Regions from separate parts of the Homo sapiens genome. Here regions 1, 2 and 4 are each linked to region 3. A link is a contact called in ENCODE Hi-C or POLR2A ChIA-PET data. All regions are on one chromosome and are shown on one strand. The core of a region is the stretch at or near the end of the contact, and the rest is flanking DNA. Distances in the headings are between cores, read along the strand shown. Region 1 overlaps CDH23 (cadherin related 23). Region 2 overlaps CDH23 (cadherin related 23). Region 3 overlaps PSAP (prosaposin). Region 4 has its middle 43 kb from the start of SPOCK2.

Region 1 (3,434 bases), core at 233-2,732, 200 kb after region 3:
CTCTCCTCTGCACAAAATATTCTCAAGGACAGCAGCAAGTGTGTTCTGAGAAGCTGGGGGTCAGGAGTGAGGCAGAGGAAAGTGGATCAAATGCTCCCAGCTCTGGAGAAGGAAGGCAGGACATCCGCAAATGGTATTTCTCCTGACAGCGGATGAGAGGAACTGTCAGTTTTCAGCTATCTGGGTCAGCGGGGAGGGGTCGTGCATAATGAAACAACTATTTAAGAACAATACCCCTTGCTGGGATTTGTAAGGCACCCAGAGGTGTGGATGGTCTCCGAGCCACCCTGCCTCCGTCCCCCGCCCCCTTCTGCTAGTCTGACTCTTCGGAGGGGGATGCCACACAGAGGTAATCCACTGGCGCCTAAGTGGAGGAACGTTTTCTAGGACAACTGAACAGAAAATTCCAACCCGCGCAACAAACTGTCCCCATGCAGAAGGGAAAACAGGACTGCCAGTGGCTGACTCAGCTTCCAGGCATGTTAATGAGGTGAGGCAGGGGAGGGCTGCAGGCAAGGCCAGGAGAGGAAAAGTTGACCCAAGTGGAGAAAATACAAAGAATATGTTGGGGGCAAGGGCGGCACAGGGGGTTTAAGGATATATACATTATAGGACTCCAGGTGGGTGAGTGAGTTGCCGATTCACCGTGGCTCCCCAGAACACCAAGGAAGACACAAGAAAACGCCCAGCCACCAGGTGCAGGGGAATGAGGCTGCCACAACCTTTAATTTGAAACTCAGAGATGAGCTCCCAACACCAAGGCTGACTTCTGGGGCTTCTGCCTTTTGGATTTTTTTTTTTCTGATTTGCATCACAACCAGCTATTTGCATCTCAACTGTCACAAGGTACAAATGGGTTGTTGCTGGTTTCAGCCCACCCTGTCCTTTCCTTCCCTGGTGTCTGTGGGTTTTCTATAGCCAGGCAAAGGAAAAGAAATTACTCAGTGAGACTTGACAATGTGAATGGAGTCCTTGGGAGACAGAAAGGACTGCTTTCAAGCACCTTTGTTGTTGTGAATGGTCTAGCAGAGTCTGAGACTCAGTGAGAGACTGAGCAGAATCTTCGATCTGGTGGCGGCAGTGAATTCGATTAGCATCCTCATTAGGAGAGACTGCCACAGAGTTCCTATGGAGAGGTTACACTGCTTCTTCCTTCCCTTTCTGTTTTGCATCAGCTCCCTCGACTGCCCCGCAGAGGATTTCTGAGGTCATCCTTGCTACACAAACTCAGCCAGACCTGGTTTGGAAAAAGCCCTGGGCCATCTCGCTGATACTTGGGCATTTAACCATGCATTAACTCAACCAATGCTCATTTCCAGAGTGCCATCAACGTTCCAGGCAGAGCATGAGGGCCTGGATTACACTGGTGAGCCAAACTAAGCATGCCCCACCCCCGTGCACCATTCAGTGCAATCAGGAGTTAGATTTAGTGGGATCCTCACACTAATCGTGGGCATGTGAGAGTCACGTGGCTCCACAGAGCCTGGGACAGAGGGTTCTGACTGCTCTGCTGGCTCCCTTCCCTTCAGAGAATTTACTCAACGAACACATTTTCCTGCCACACCAAGCAAATCCAGAGTCACCTTCAACCCAGACACAAATCCCAACAGATGTATTTTTTCCTCAGAAATGGACTGGCAAGAAACAACACTTTTCTAAAAATCTTTTCTCTAACAGTTGCCTGATTTCTCTTTGTGGTTCCCTGATTTTTCTGGCTCTGGACACTCAGGCAATGTTTAACTGCTTTTGCAGTCCTTCTTTTGCTCCTGTTGACAATGTGGCTAAATGCTACACGGGGGTCCCTGGGCCTGATCCTCCATCATGATGGGGCCTCCCCTATATCCAAGACTGGTCCTCTGATGCATTCACCCGGCCAGCTCCGGATTCCTCCAGAGAAGAACATGAGATACACGAGAGCAGGGCTGGGCCGAAAGCAACTCATCCCTCCCTCTTATTGAGGAATGAGCCCGGTGCCACATGAGGGATGGTTTGGGGGCCGCCCCATCTGGAGGCTGGAAAATGGCCAAGGTGACCTCAGGGTTGGGTGGCCTGGGCTCCTGGGCTGCCTCTCCTCATTGGCTCTGTCTCTGCAAGTTATTGTGCCCTGGAGAAGAGGAGGCCAGGCCTGCACTGTCAGAGACACTGACCAGCTCCCTTGGGAAAACAGCCATGGAGAGCAGGGAATGGTCCCTGGTGGGGTTGGGTGCCCTGACTGCAGCGGGTGTGCCAATGGCTGAGCCTGGGTGGGGGGCGGTCACTAGAGGCGGGTTGGACCCAGATACTCCTGGGCATTCCTGCAGACATTTCAGAAAGTGCTTCTAGCAAAGGCAGCCTGAGATAAAATCGGAGGTGTCAGGGTTACATTGCCCCCAACCAGTTGGGGTGAGCAGTCCTGGGGGGTTCCGGCCTTACATCTGGTGGCACTCGCTGGACTCAGGCCTGGTCAGGAGCTGCGGCTCCTGAATGATGACAACGGCTAACGTACTGGGCGCTGTGCCACGCCCTGTACATGCCTCCTTCTCTGTGGCAGAGACAACTACTCGGCACCTTCCCCACGCTTCCTGGCCTGCTGGTGGTGAGGTGGGGGCACATAACTAGTTCTGGCCAATAGTCATTGGGTAGAAGTCACGGAGCCACTTCTGGGATGAAGCACAGAAGAGCTGGTACTTAGCCTTCCAGCTGCCTCTTCCCTGCTGCAGGGACCGAGGGACCTGCAGATCATGCTCCTCAGCCACTACACGGGGTAGGGTTTCCCTGTCCACCTGTGCTAGCCTAGTCGTCCACGTGAGAAATCAACTTTTATGTGGGGCCTAACTTGTTACTGCAATATAAGCTGATGGATGCATTCTCTTTCTTTTCTATTTGTTTTTTTAAACAAATGAACAAAGTGAGGCTCATTACTTTACCTGAGGTCACACAGCTAGTACATGGCAAGGCCAGGCTGAAACACAGGCCCTGTCTGACTCCAGAGCTTGTGCTGCCCCCACACAAGCTGTCTTCCTTCTGGGTTGCCTCCAAGATCAAGCCTCAATTCCTTGGCTTGGCATTTGAGGCCCTCTGAGACCTGGGTCCCGGCCTACCTCCCCACTGCACACATCCTTGCTTGCCTGGATTATGGCCTGCTGTGGCCAGCCAATCTTCCTGTGTGCCTCTGGGTGCAGCCCTAGGCCCCTCTCACCATAGAACCTCTCCTGATCCTCTCAGCCCCACAGCTGACCCCTCACTGCCTGTGGTCACTGGACCTGGACCCCACGCTGGTATCCACATTTCTCTTCTCTTGGGCATTATGGTTCTCCTGAAACCACAGATGGGACTTTCTTCTGAGCATCTCATTCATACAGTCATCTCCAAAAGGAGGTGCCTGCCCTAAAGGGGGATACAAGGTGATCCATTAGGGTGTGAGAACATATTAGAACTTGTTTTTATACCTGTTT
Region 2 (3,351 bases), core at 273-2,772, 210 kb after region 3:
CGGCAGTCCGCTTGTCTTACAGGCATTTTACACCACAACAGTTTTTATCAAGCTCACTTAAACCAACAAATTATAACCTCTCCTAATAAGGCTACAAACTGGACCCTGATTAATTTGCTAATAACTGGCTCCAGTTTATGAAGCATTAACTTGAGTAGCCAAAGATAGTGAAATCTATCATGCCAGTTTGCTAAGGGTCAAGCCACACTCTTCCACCCACAGCAATGCACTGTGCATGGCTCCCTGTAAAATGGAAAGCCTCAGAGAGGCGGCCCCTGGTCCTCTGAGGATGTTTTGATGGGGACCAGAAAGACATCACCAGGGACTATGGCTGAAATAAGAACCTATTTCCTGAAAAACCTTTACACTGCCATGGAGAGAATTTCTTCAAAGGGAATAATCATGAATGTGCCCATAAATGCAGTCACCAGGATGTTCACCATAGTGCTGTTTAGTAAGAAAAACTGGAGGTAACCTAGATGTCCAACAATAGGGGATTCATTAAATAAGTTATGATATGAAATGCAGCAAGCCACTAAAACGTTGCAGAAGAGATGCTTGTAACTTGAAAAAACAGATGTGTTTATGATGTGTTTTAAAAAAGGACAATGATCAGCACAGTTCCATAAGATACTTTTTTTGGCTTAAAAAATGTGCACATAGAAAAAAGGAATGAAATGTTAGCAAAATGTGAACACAGATTATCTGAGTGATAGTGCTAGGACAGAGGTTTTCAGACTCAGCACTGTGGCATTTGGGGCTGGATAATTCTTTGTTGTGGGAGGCAGTCCTGTGCATTGTGAGTTGTTCAGCAGCACCCCTGGCCTCTACCCACTAGATGCTGGTAGCACTTTCCCCCAGATATGACAATCAAAATAATCTCCAGACATTGCCAAATGTCTCCTGAGAGGCACAATCGCCCCAATGAAGAACCATTGCTCCAGCCATTTCAACTTTCTCTTTTGATTGATCTGAATTACATTTGTTGTCTTTCTTTTTTTTTTTAAAAAAAAAAGGTCAATACAAGTTCCTTTAAAAAATAATCCCCAAAGTTCTACAACTTCCTAGTGGTGACAGTTGTACAACACTGTGAATGTAATTAATGCCGCGGAATTGCACACTTTAAAATGGTAAATTTTACGTTATTCATATTTTACTGCACCAAAATACCCCCCAGTGTTTGATGGTGTGTGTCTTTGTGTTCCAAGTTGGTGCTAGATGCAGGCTGCTTTGCAAACTGATTCATTTTAATGTGTAATTCTTCCTCTCCCTGGGTTACCACAATTACTAACAACAATTCACCAGATTTAATCTCCCTGAGGGCAGGGGCCTTTCCCGCCCTGGTCTTGCTACATCAGCTAGGATGAAGGAAGGAATTTGCTCACAGAGGAGCTGCGAGGCACTGGAAAGGTGAGGTCTCTGCTTCCAAGTGGCATCTAGTCTAGATGAGGAAATAGGACCTGTGCCAAAAGGGGCCCAGTCCTGCTGAGGGCAGCTTGCCAGGCCCTGGAAGATTCTGCAGGAGGCTGGAGGAGGAGGGCAGGGCTGGGGTAAGTATGGAGGAAGAGGGCACTCCTGCTGGGGAGACTGGCCTGAGCAAAAGGGTGGAGGTGGGACCATGGCTTCCCAGGTGGGGAGCCAGCAGGAGAAGCAGAGAGTTCACAGGAAGCTGTCAGGAGAGGCTGATGCCCAGAGGAGGAAGCAGTTTGGATTTTTGTCTGGCTCTGAGGAGCTCCTGCAGGGGTTGGGCTGGAGGCAGGAAAGCCTGCTGGTGACGAGGGCATGGACTGGGTGATGGCAGAGAGAAAAGGGGCAATAACAAGGGCTGACGTTTCTTGTGGGCCCGCTGCGTGGCAGACGAGGTGCTCAGCACTTCATGTGAGTTGGTCAGCTACTCCTCAAGGCCTCCTCCTGTGAGGGCATCGTCATTATTCCACTCTTAGCTTTTAAAATTCTTTTTATTTATTTTTTATTTTTAGAGACAGGATCTCACCCTGTCACCCAGCCTGGAGTGCAGTGGCACAATCAGCTCATTGCAGCCTCAAACTCCTGGGCTCAAGGGATCCTCCTGCCTCAGCCTCCCATGTTGCTTAGATTACAGGCATGAGCCACCATGCCTGGCCTTCCATTATTATTGTTATTCCCATTTTACAGGTGAGAAAACAGAGGCACAGAGAGATTAAATGATTTGCCTGAAGTCACACCACTGGCCAGTCACAGAGCCAGGATTCCAGGCCAGCCTGTCTGCCTCTAGAGACTACAGGCTTAGTCCACATGCTGCTTGCCCCTGAGAGATGGGGAAGATGCGTGCTTCTGCCTGTTGACCAAGCGCTTCACATGTTTGTTCACATGCACGACCTCACTGGATCCACAAAATACCGTGTGAAGCCAGCACTGCTACCCATTTATCAGATGAGGAAACTGAGGCACTGTCAGGTGAAGTGACATGTCCAAGGATACATGGTTACTAAGTGACCATGCTGGGATTAGAACCTGGGTCTTTTGGGTCTCACATAGCCCTCATGGCTGCCATGGGCCTTGCCTCTCCTGTGTGGGACTGGTGCTCCCTCAGCCCTGGGGCCCGGAGTCTGGCCAGGAGGTGAGCAAGGTGAGGAAAAGGAGAGCAGGAAAAGGAGGCCCCCCCTGCTGCCTGCTTGGCACCCGGTTACCTCCGGGGCCTGGGGCAGGTAGGCCCAAACACCCATGCTTCCCTTCAACTGGGGTCTCTCCTTGGGCTAAGAGTGGGAGCCAAGGTGCCCCAGGTCCCCCAGCCTGTGCCTCCCAGAGGGCTGGCTGTCTGTTCTGCCTGTCACTGGGCAGGGCCCACATAACTCACCCGAGGCTTGGCACTCAAGAGAGGTCAGGGCACAGGGAGATTTACAGCCCCGATAAAGCCATCTCAGTCTGTGCATAAGCAGTGTTTGATATTTGATGATCTGAAAGGCCTTGTCCCAGGGAAGGAGGGGGAGGGAGGAAGGAGTGGGAGAGACACTTAAGAAAACAAAGAGGACGGTGATCAGACGCCCAAGGAGAAGAAAGCCCATGGCAGGAGGAGGGGGCACGCGCTGTCTGTCATCCTGGACGTGTTGTCACCCCCTCCTCTGGCTCCAATCCAGCAATGGGACATGGGAAAGATGGGCCCAGGGATGAAGCTTCTCGGGAAGTGGGGACACCAGAGACCACCTATCTACCACTGGGCCTGTCCGTACCAGGTATGGGGTGGGTCATACCCCCAGGGAGCCCACCGTCTAATGGGGAAGATTGGTCATCTTCGGGGAAGGACAAGGCACATGTATGAGGAAGCCGACTGGAGAACTCATAAAGGAGTGGATGTGAATTTAAGAGACTGGT
Region 3 (3,076 bases), core at 1-2,500:
TCCTGGTGGAGGTGATGGATCCTTCCTTCGTGTGCTTGGTGAGCCTCACTGGGTGGTGTGGTCCTCTCGGGCAGCTGTAACCTGGGGGGCTGCAGAGACCCGGAAGGGTTGCTCTGAGACTTGGCCGTGGGGTGGAGTCTCTGGGTTCTGCTGCGGGAGAGCCAAGAAGGTAGGGAGCCAGCCCCCCAAGCCCCATCGCTTTCCTCAGCAACCCTGATGTTCTGAAAGAGCGTGGTGGAGCTGTGATCCTAGCTCCTTCTGGAAACTGTTTTCTTAGTTTTGAAAGCGATACATCGGGCAGCTCTCATTCTCCCCCTTTCTTCTTTCCTTTTCTCACCATATAGAAAATTGGAGCCTGCCCCTCGGCCCATAAGCCCTTGTTGGGAACTGAGAAGTGTATATGGGGCCCAAGCTACTGGTGCCAGAACACAGAGACAGCAGCCCAGTGCAATGTGAGTAGCTCAGCAGACAGTGTCACCAGCCTGTCTTGCCCTGGGGTAGCCTGTGTGAGAATCCTGCTTTAATGGGAACCCAGTGATCAACTCTCCACCCTGCTTTTATGTTATCAGAAAGCTGAGGCCCAGAGAGGTGGTTAGGCTTACTCATGGTCCCCTAGAAAAGACAGGGTGAACTACACTCTTGTAGTGAAGGGTGGGGTGGATTTTATTTATTTATTTTTTTTAGTATTTTTTTGCTTCTGCTTTGTTGCTTTTGTCTTCATTTCCCTTGTGACAGTGTCAGACTTGTACAAGGTCACTCCAGGGATTGTACAAGGTCTGTGGGATTCATTGCCCAGAGCTTTGCCCAGGTCCTGTCCCCCGGGAACATGTTTGCCCTTGCTGAAGCCGGGCCCGAGTCCTCACTCAAGGCCCTGAGAACTGGCCCCTGCCCAGCAGCCCTAGGGCACTGTGGCCCTGGCCTGGCCTGGCAGCCACCAGTTGGGTGACTTGTGCTGCTTCCCTGGGTGGGGATGTTTGGTTCGGTCCCTGTTACTTAATGTTGCTTTGTGCAACTTTTCCTTCCTCACCGGGCTTCCCTGTGACCATGTCAGTGGCGGTTGTGTCATTTCGGACCACTGCAGGGAGGGGCAGGGGGCCCCCATTCTGGCCATGTCCAGCTCTTTCCTCCAGCTAGGCTCCAGCCCATCTCCACCGCCAGCCCCACCCCACAGCTGGTTCTGCTGCTGTCCTGGGGAAATGTGGGCCTGCTTCTCAAGGCCCGAGCTGGTGTGTAGCCTAACTCAGGCAAGGAGGTTCTGCCTGGGAGTTAGTGTGCAGGCTGCTAGCAGGACGCTGGGTGCCGGGTGCAGGTAGATGAAGGGTCCTGAGCCCTGCCTGCGTGGGTACTCATCTGCAAACTGCTGCAGGCATCTGCTGCTCTGGACTCGTGCCTTAGAAGTTCCCAAAACTCTGATGGCCACGTGTTCCCTGTTTTTAAGTGAGATCCTGTCCTGGGTCTTCAGCATCTGGTGCCATCCAGCTGACCTAGGACAAGAGAACAGGTCCTGTTTTGGGGTGATATCTGATACATTGATGGGCCGGGAACGGAGTTTTTCATCCGAAGACTAAACTCAGCTTCCTCTCTCCTACCAGGCTGTCGAGCATTGCAAACGCCATGTGTGGAACTAGGAGGAGGAATATTCCATCTTGGCAGAAACCACAGCATTGGTTTTTTTCTACTTGTGTGTCTGGGGGAATGAACGCACAGATCTGTTTGACTTTGTTATAAAAATAGGGCTCCCCCACCTCCCCCATTTCTGTGTCCTTTATTGTAGCATTGCTGTCTGCAAGGGAGCCCCTAGCCCCTGGCAGACATAGCTGCTTCAGTGCCCCTTTTCTCTCTGCTAGATGGATGTTGATGCACTGGAGGTCTTTTAGCCTGCCCTTGCATGGCGCCTGCTGGAGGAGGAGAGAGCTCTGCTGGCATGAGCCACAGTTTCTTGACTGGAGGCCATCAACCCTCTTGGTTGAGGCCTTGTTCTGAGCCCTGACATGTGCTTGGGCACTGGTGGGCCTGGGCTTCTGAGGTGGCCTCCTGCCCTGATCAGGGACCCTCCCCGCTTTCCTGGGCCTCTCAGTTGAACAAAGCAGCAAAACAAAGGCAGTTTTATATGAAAGATTAGAAGCCTGGAATAATCAGGCTTTTTAAATGATGTAATTCCCACTGTAATAGCATAGGGATTTTGGAAGCAGCTGCTGGTGGCTTGGGACATCAGTGGGGCCAAGGGTTCTCTGTCCCTGGTTCAACTGTGATTTGGCTTTCCCGTGTCTTTCCTGGTGATGCCTTGTTTGGGGTTCTGTGGGTTTGGGTGGGAAGAGGGCCATCTGCCTGAATGTAACCTGCTAGCTCTCCGAAGGCCCTGCGGGCCTGGCTTGTGTGAGCGTGTGGACAGTGGTGGCCGCGCTGTGCCTGCTCGTGTTGCCTACATGTCCCTGGCTGTTGAGGCGCTGCTTCAGCCTGCACCCCTCCCTTGTCTCATAGATGCTCCTTTTGACCTTTTCAAATAAATATGGATGGCGAGCTCCTAGGCCTCTGGCTTCCTGGTAGAGGGCGGCATGCCGAAGGGTCTGCTGGGTGTGGATTGGATGCTGGGGTGTGGGGGTTGGAAGCTGTCTGTGGCCCACTTGGGCACCCACGCTTCTGTCCACTTCTGGTTGCCAGGAGACAGCAAGCAAAGCCAGCAGGACATGAAGTTGCTATTAAATGGACTTCGTGATTTTTGTTTTGCACTAAAGTTTCTGTGATTTAACAATAAAATTCTGTTAGCCAGATCTGGGCCTAATGTTTCTGTGACCCTTCAGCTGGAAGAGTTTGTTCCTCTCTGATGAGCTCTGAGCCCATGACACCTTTGGGGCCCAGCACTCCCATGACCCATCTTGGCCAGAGAATGAAAGCAAAGTGGATAAAGGAAGATCCCACCTCATCCTCCCCAAGACTCAGGGCCAGCAGTAGGTCAGGCGCACCTGAAGGTCGGCTCTGCTCTTCACCTGCCCCTGTCCCTGCTCCCTAGAGGCCAGAGTCAGAGCACGTTGCCAGTTCCTTGAGAGTTGCCTTGATTTTTAAACAAACCATTCCA
Region 4 (3,484 bases), core at 967-3,466, 230 kb before region 3:
AAACTCAGCCTTGCTGACAGACAAAGATGGCCACTGCCAAAGCTCATTTCTTGGCCGACACTTGGGCCTATCACAGCTCAAAGTGTTTGTGGGTTAACTGAGGCCTATGATGGCTGAATTTGGTGTAGATAAAAGGTAGTCTTAGGGTGTCAATGTCAAATGTTCAAAGGCCAAAGGTTTCGGGACTTGCATTTGCCTCAGTTTGTTCTTACCTGCTCTGGATATTGGTGATGGCTCTGTGTGGAAGATTATATTTTCCAAAGATGGTTGCAACATCCCTCAATCTACATGATGTTGAGTGACCTTGACACTCCTTCCATGGAGAGGTCTGTGTCCTGCATCTTTGAATCTGTTGGGCCTGTTGCTTGCTCATAGCCAATAGAAAGCAATGGAAGTAACACGGATGACTTCCAATCCTAGCCTATAGTATGTGATGCAGCTTCTGCTTGGTCAGTTAGAATACTTGGGCTTGGAGGCCCGAGCTGCCATATAAGTAGACTAGCCATCCTGAAGCTGCCATGCTGTTAGGAAGCACAAGCTGTCACACATGAAGAGACCACATGGAGAGGCCCTGAGACTATATGAAGAGAGACACTCGGCCATCCCTAGCTGTTCCAGTCTTGAGCCATTCCAACACCAGCCTCCATCTGACTACAACTTTATGAGATCCTTCCTGAGCCAGAACCACCCAACTGAGCCCATCCTGATTTCCTGGACCTCAGAAACTATGAGAGATAATAAAAGGATTGCTGTTGTGAACTTTAGTTCACTAAGTTCTGGGGTGATTTGTGACTCAGCAATAGATATTTGGAACACTTTTGAATATGTTCTGTAGATTTTCCTCTGAGGTTGGTGGAAAAGCCCTCCTAGGCTTGGGTGGAGTGAACAGCTTTCTGTATATTCTGATTTCAGTAACCTCCAAATATTCTTCTACTTGTGCCAGACAGTCGACAACTCTTGGCTGACTCTTTGCGATGTTGCTACCTGTCCTTCTTATGAAGAAGCGAACAGCGAGTGTCTGACCCCATCTCACTCTATCCTATTTTGAAGAAATGAGTCAGCCCCTTTCCTGAATGGGGCCAGCCGAGGGAGGCTGCCAGGTGTTCCCCTGGACAGATGGATTGTCTGATATTTGCAGATGCCTCAGCCCCTCATCGAGGCTTCCCTGCACCCTGTCCTCACACTCTATGAGCCAGCCTCCTTCCCAGTTGCCCTGCCTCTCCAGAGAACTCTCTACCCTCTTTAATGCCAAAAGCAGTCACTTATTTTCTCCTATGAACACTGGGAAATAGTAACTGACCACATTTTTGGTTTTGCTTTGGTTGCTTGAAGATGTATGGCCACAGTTGTGGCTTACCATGATAAGGGCATAGATCACGCTGGTAGAAGAATGATGAAAAAATACACAATTCTAATACTCAGAGATAAGGACACTTTGAAGTTTGTGGTACAGCCTCCCAGACTACACACATACGTAAAAGTGGGATTTTACAATACATAGAGTTTATACTGTGACTCTTGACTTCTTGGAGGCCATAGTCATTTCAAGAAGGTCATGAGACTTCTAGCTCCCTTTGAGGAAAAATCCTCTTAGGCCTATACATACAAACTTGCCATTAGGTTCTATAAATACATAAGTAGTAAATTAATTAGGTTCTATACCTATAACTTCAGTATTAATCACTGCATAATAAATATTATGAATTGAATTGTGTGGCTATATTGTAATTTATTTAATCAATTCCCTATCATTGAACATTTACATGGCTTCTGATGTTCCTCTGTTTTAAACTATACTCAAAATCTCGACCTGGTGTGGTGGCGTGCACCTATAGTCTCTACTAAGGAGGCTGAGGCAGGGAGACTGCTTGAGCCCAGGAGTTTGAGGCTGCAGTGAGCTAGGATCCCACCACGGCACTCCAGCCTGAGCAACAGAGTGAAACCCTGTCTCTTAAAAAAAAAAAAAAAAGTCATTCTGAGCATTTCATCCGAGTCTTCATTTACACTGGTTGCATCTGATGTGTCCTTGTAGCTGCTTTAGATCTTCTCTGGAACAAGGCAGGGCATGTTTAAATACATGCAGTGTTTTAAAAATGAGAAATACACCTTGGAACTGTCCCTAGCTGTGGCCCCAGGCGGATCCCGGTCCTGCCTCACCCACAGCTCCAGGAGGCCTGCGGAAGCAGGACTGGGCCCTGTTTCCAGGCAGCACGCGTCAGTGGTGCCTGTGATACATGCTGCCTGGCCAGAGAAGCAGTGACTTATGTTGTGGGTTGAGGAAGAACAGGGGCTGTGTGTTCATTCCTGGATTCAGGACCTCGCAGAGCTGGGTGGGGAGGGGGCTGGGAACGTGGCAGAGGCTGGCTGTCGGTCCTGTTTACCTCCTGGATGAGCAGGAGGGGGAAGCAGCTGGCTTCCAAGGGCCAGGGTGCACCAGCCGGCTGGTTCATGTGTCCACAAAGGCGGCCCTTCAGCAGCGGGCAGGGACTGTGTCCTCGTGCCTGCCAGCAGTGTCTGGAGGCTGCCCGTGGAGGTGGGTAGGGCCCAACACAAACAGCCACCAGAGAAAGGGGCCTTTATGGCCAGTGGAGGACGGCTGCTGGACTGCAGGGAGGATGCCAGCACCGTGCGGCCAGGGAAGTGGCCAGCAGGTGCTGCTCCAGGCCGTCCTGGCATGGTTGCACCAGGGCATTTGGGAAGAGGCTGTGTGCAGTGCTATGGGTCAGGGGCTTGTCTGCACTTCCTTCCTTCCTCCCTCCTTCCTTCCTTCTTGCCCTCCTTTCTTTCCTGTCTGTCTCCCTTTCATTTTTTTGTGGGGGGTGGTTCTTTCATCATTTTTCTTTCTTTCTTTTCTTTCTTTTTTTCTTTTCTTTTTTTTTTTTTTGAGACAGAGTCTCGCTCTGTTGCCCAAGCTGGAGTGCAGTGGCAAGATCTTGGCTCACTGCAACCTCCACCTCCCAGGTTCAAGCGATTATCCTGCCTCGGCCTCCTGAGTAGCTGGGATTACAGGCACCTGTCACCATGCCCAGCTAATTTTTGTATTTTTAGTAGAGATGGGGTTTCACCATATTGGCCAGTCTGATCTCAAACTCCTGACCTCAGGTGATTCACCTGCCTTGGCCCCCAAAGTGCTGGGATTACTGGCGTGAGCCACTGCATCGGGCCATGAGCTTCTTTTCAAATGGTGACTGGGCTGCTGATTTTCCTGTTGTCAATTTCCATTGTACATGCCTCTGGGGAACCCTCGTGGAGTAGGGGAGCTTGGTCCTGTTCACTTTCTTGCTGGGTGACACTTTCTTGCACTGATTGTCCATTTCTTCAGGGCTCAAGGATTGACAGTGTCACCTTTCAGGGTTGTTGTAAGGTAGTATCAGCTCGCAAAGCGCCATTGCCCTCAATCATCCTGACCACCTTTGCCTTTCATAGGCCCTGCCTCATCTAATTAGAGCACCCTCGTGAGATAGGGATGGCCGTTTCATCTATA

Evidence for each region. A loop is a pair of places that touch in the nucleus more often than their neighbours do. ChIA-PET counts read pairs that join two places held with the same protein, here RNA polymerase II (POLR2A). Pooled maps may share reads with other maps.
Region 1: a map with no recorded cell type shows a loop between it and region 3 (2.4-fold over the local background). The contact joins two enhancer-like sites. A Hi-C loop is called at or near these places in 2 of 37 single-sample maps with no recorded cell type and 5 of 50 pooled maps.
Region 2: a loop to region 3 is called in a pooled map, with 2.3 times the contacts of the local background. The contact joins two enhancer-like sites. A Hi-C loop is called at or near these places in 2 of 168 maps with a recorded cell type or tissue (CD8-positive, alpha-beta T cell and mammary epithelial cell), 3 of 37 single-sample maps with no recorded cell type and 13 of 50 pooled maps. POLR2A ChIA-PET finds 5 or more read pairs at or near these places in 2 of 52 experiments (B cell and HEK293).
Region 4: a map of dorsolateral prefrontal cortex shows a loop between it and region 3 (2.1-fold over the local background). The contact joins two enhancer-like sites. A Hi-C loop is called at or near these places in 1 of 168 maps with a recorded cell type or tissue (dorsolateral prefrontal cortex), 1 of 37 single-sample maps with no recorded cell type and 4 of 50 pooled maps. POLR2A ChIA-PET finds 5 or more read pairs at or near these places in 2 of 52 experiments (MCF 10A and activated CD4-positive, alpha-beta T cell).

What each region holds. Positions count from the first base shown.
Region 1 is chr10:71,619,384-71,622,817 of GRCh38, reverse strand. All of the region lies in intron 11 of CDH23 (cadherin related 23), which reads right to left. Among named protein-coding and RNA genes, the nearest start is that of C10orf105, 99 kb to the left of the region's middle. RefSeq lists an enhancer at 7-610. Within about 2 kb of position 1,482, at least 12 of the 41 ENCODE cell types and tissues checked have a DNase peak (open chromatin) inside an H3K27ac peak, as active enhancers do.
Region 2 is chr10:71,602,907-71,606,257 of GRCh38, reverse strand. The region is part of intron 9 of CDH23 (cadherin related 23); the gene reads right to left. Among named protein-coding and RNA genes, the nearest start is that of CDH23-AS1, 93 kb to the right of the region's middle. Within about 2 kb of position 1,522, at least 2 of the 41 ENCODE cell types and tissues checked have a DNase peak (open chromatin) inside an H3K27ac peak, as active enhancers do.
Region 3 is chr10:71,815,993-71,819,068 of GRCh38, reverse strand. PSAP (prosaposin) reads left to right here. Exons shown (of 14, transcript NM_002778.4): 12 at 1-38; 13 at 345-452; 14 at 1,593-2,771. The coding sequence ends at 1,628. Among named protein-coding and RNA genes, the nearest start is that of MIR7152, 27 kb to the right of the region's middle. Within about 2 kb of position 1,250, at least 13 of the 41 ENCODE cell types and tissues checked have a DNase peak (open chromatin) inside an H3K27ac peak, as active enhancers do; they include dorsolateral prefrontal cortex, where a contact is called at or near this core.
Region 4 is chr10:72,043,668-72,047,151 of GRCh38, reverse strand. No RefSeq gene overlaps it. Among named protein-coding and RNA genes, the nearest start is that of SPOCK2, 43 kb to the left of the region's middle. Within about 2 kb of position 2,216, at least 14 of the 41 ENCODE cell types and tissues checked have a DNase peak (open chromatin) inside an H3K27ac peak, as active enhancers do; they include dorsolateral prefrontal cortex, where a contact is called at or near this core.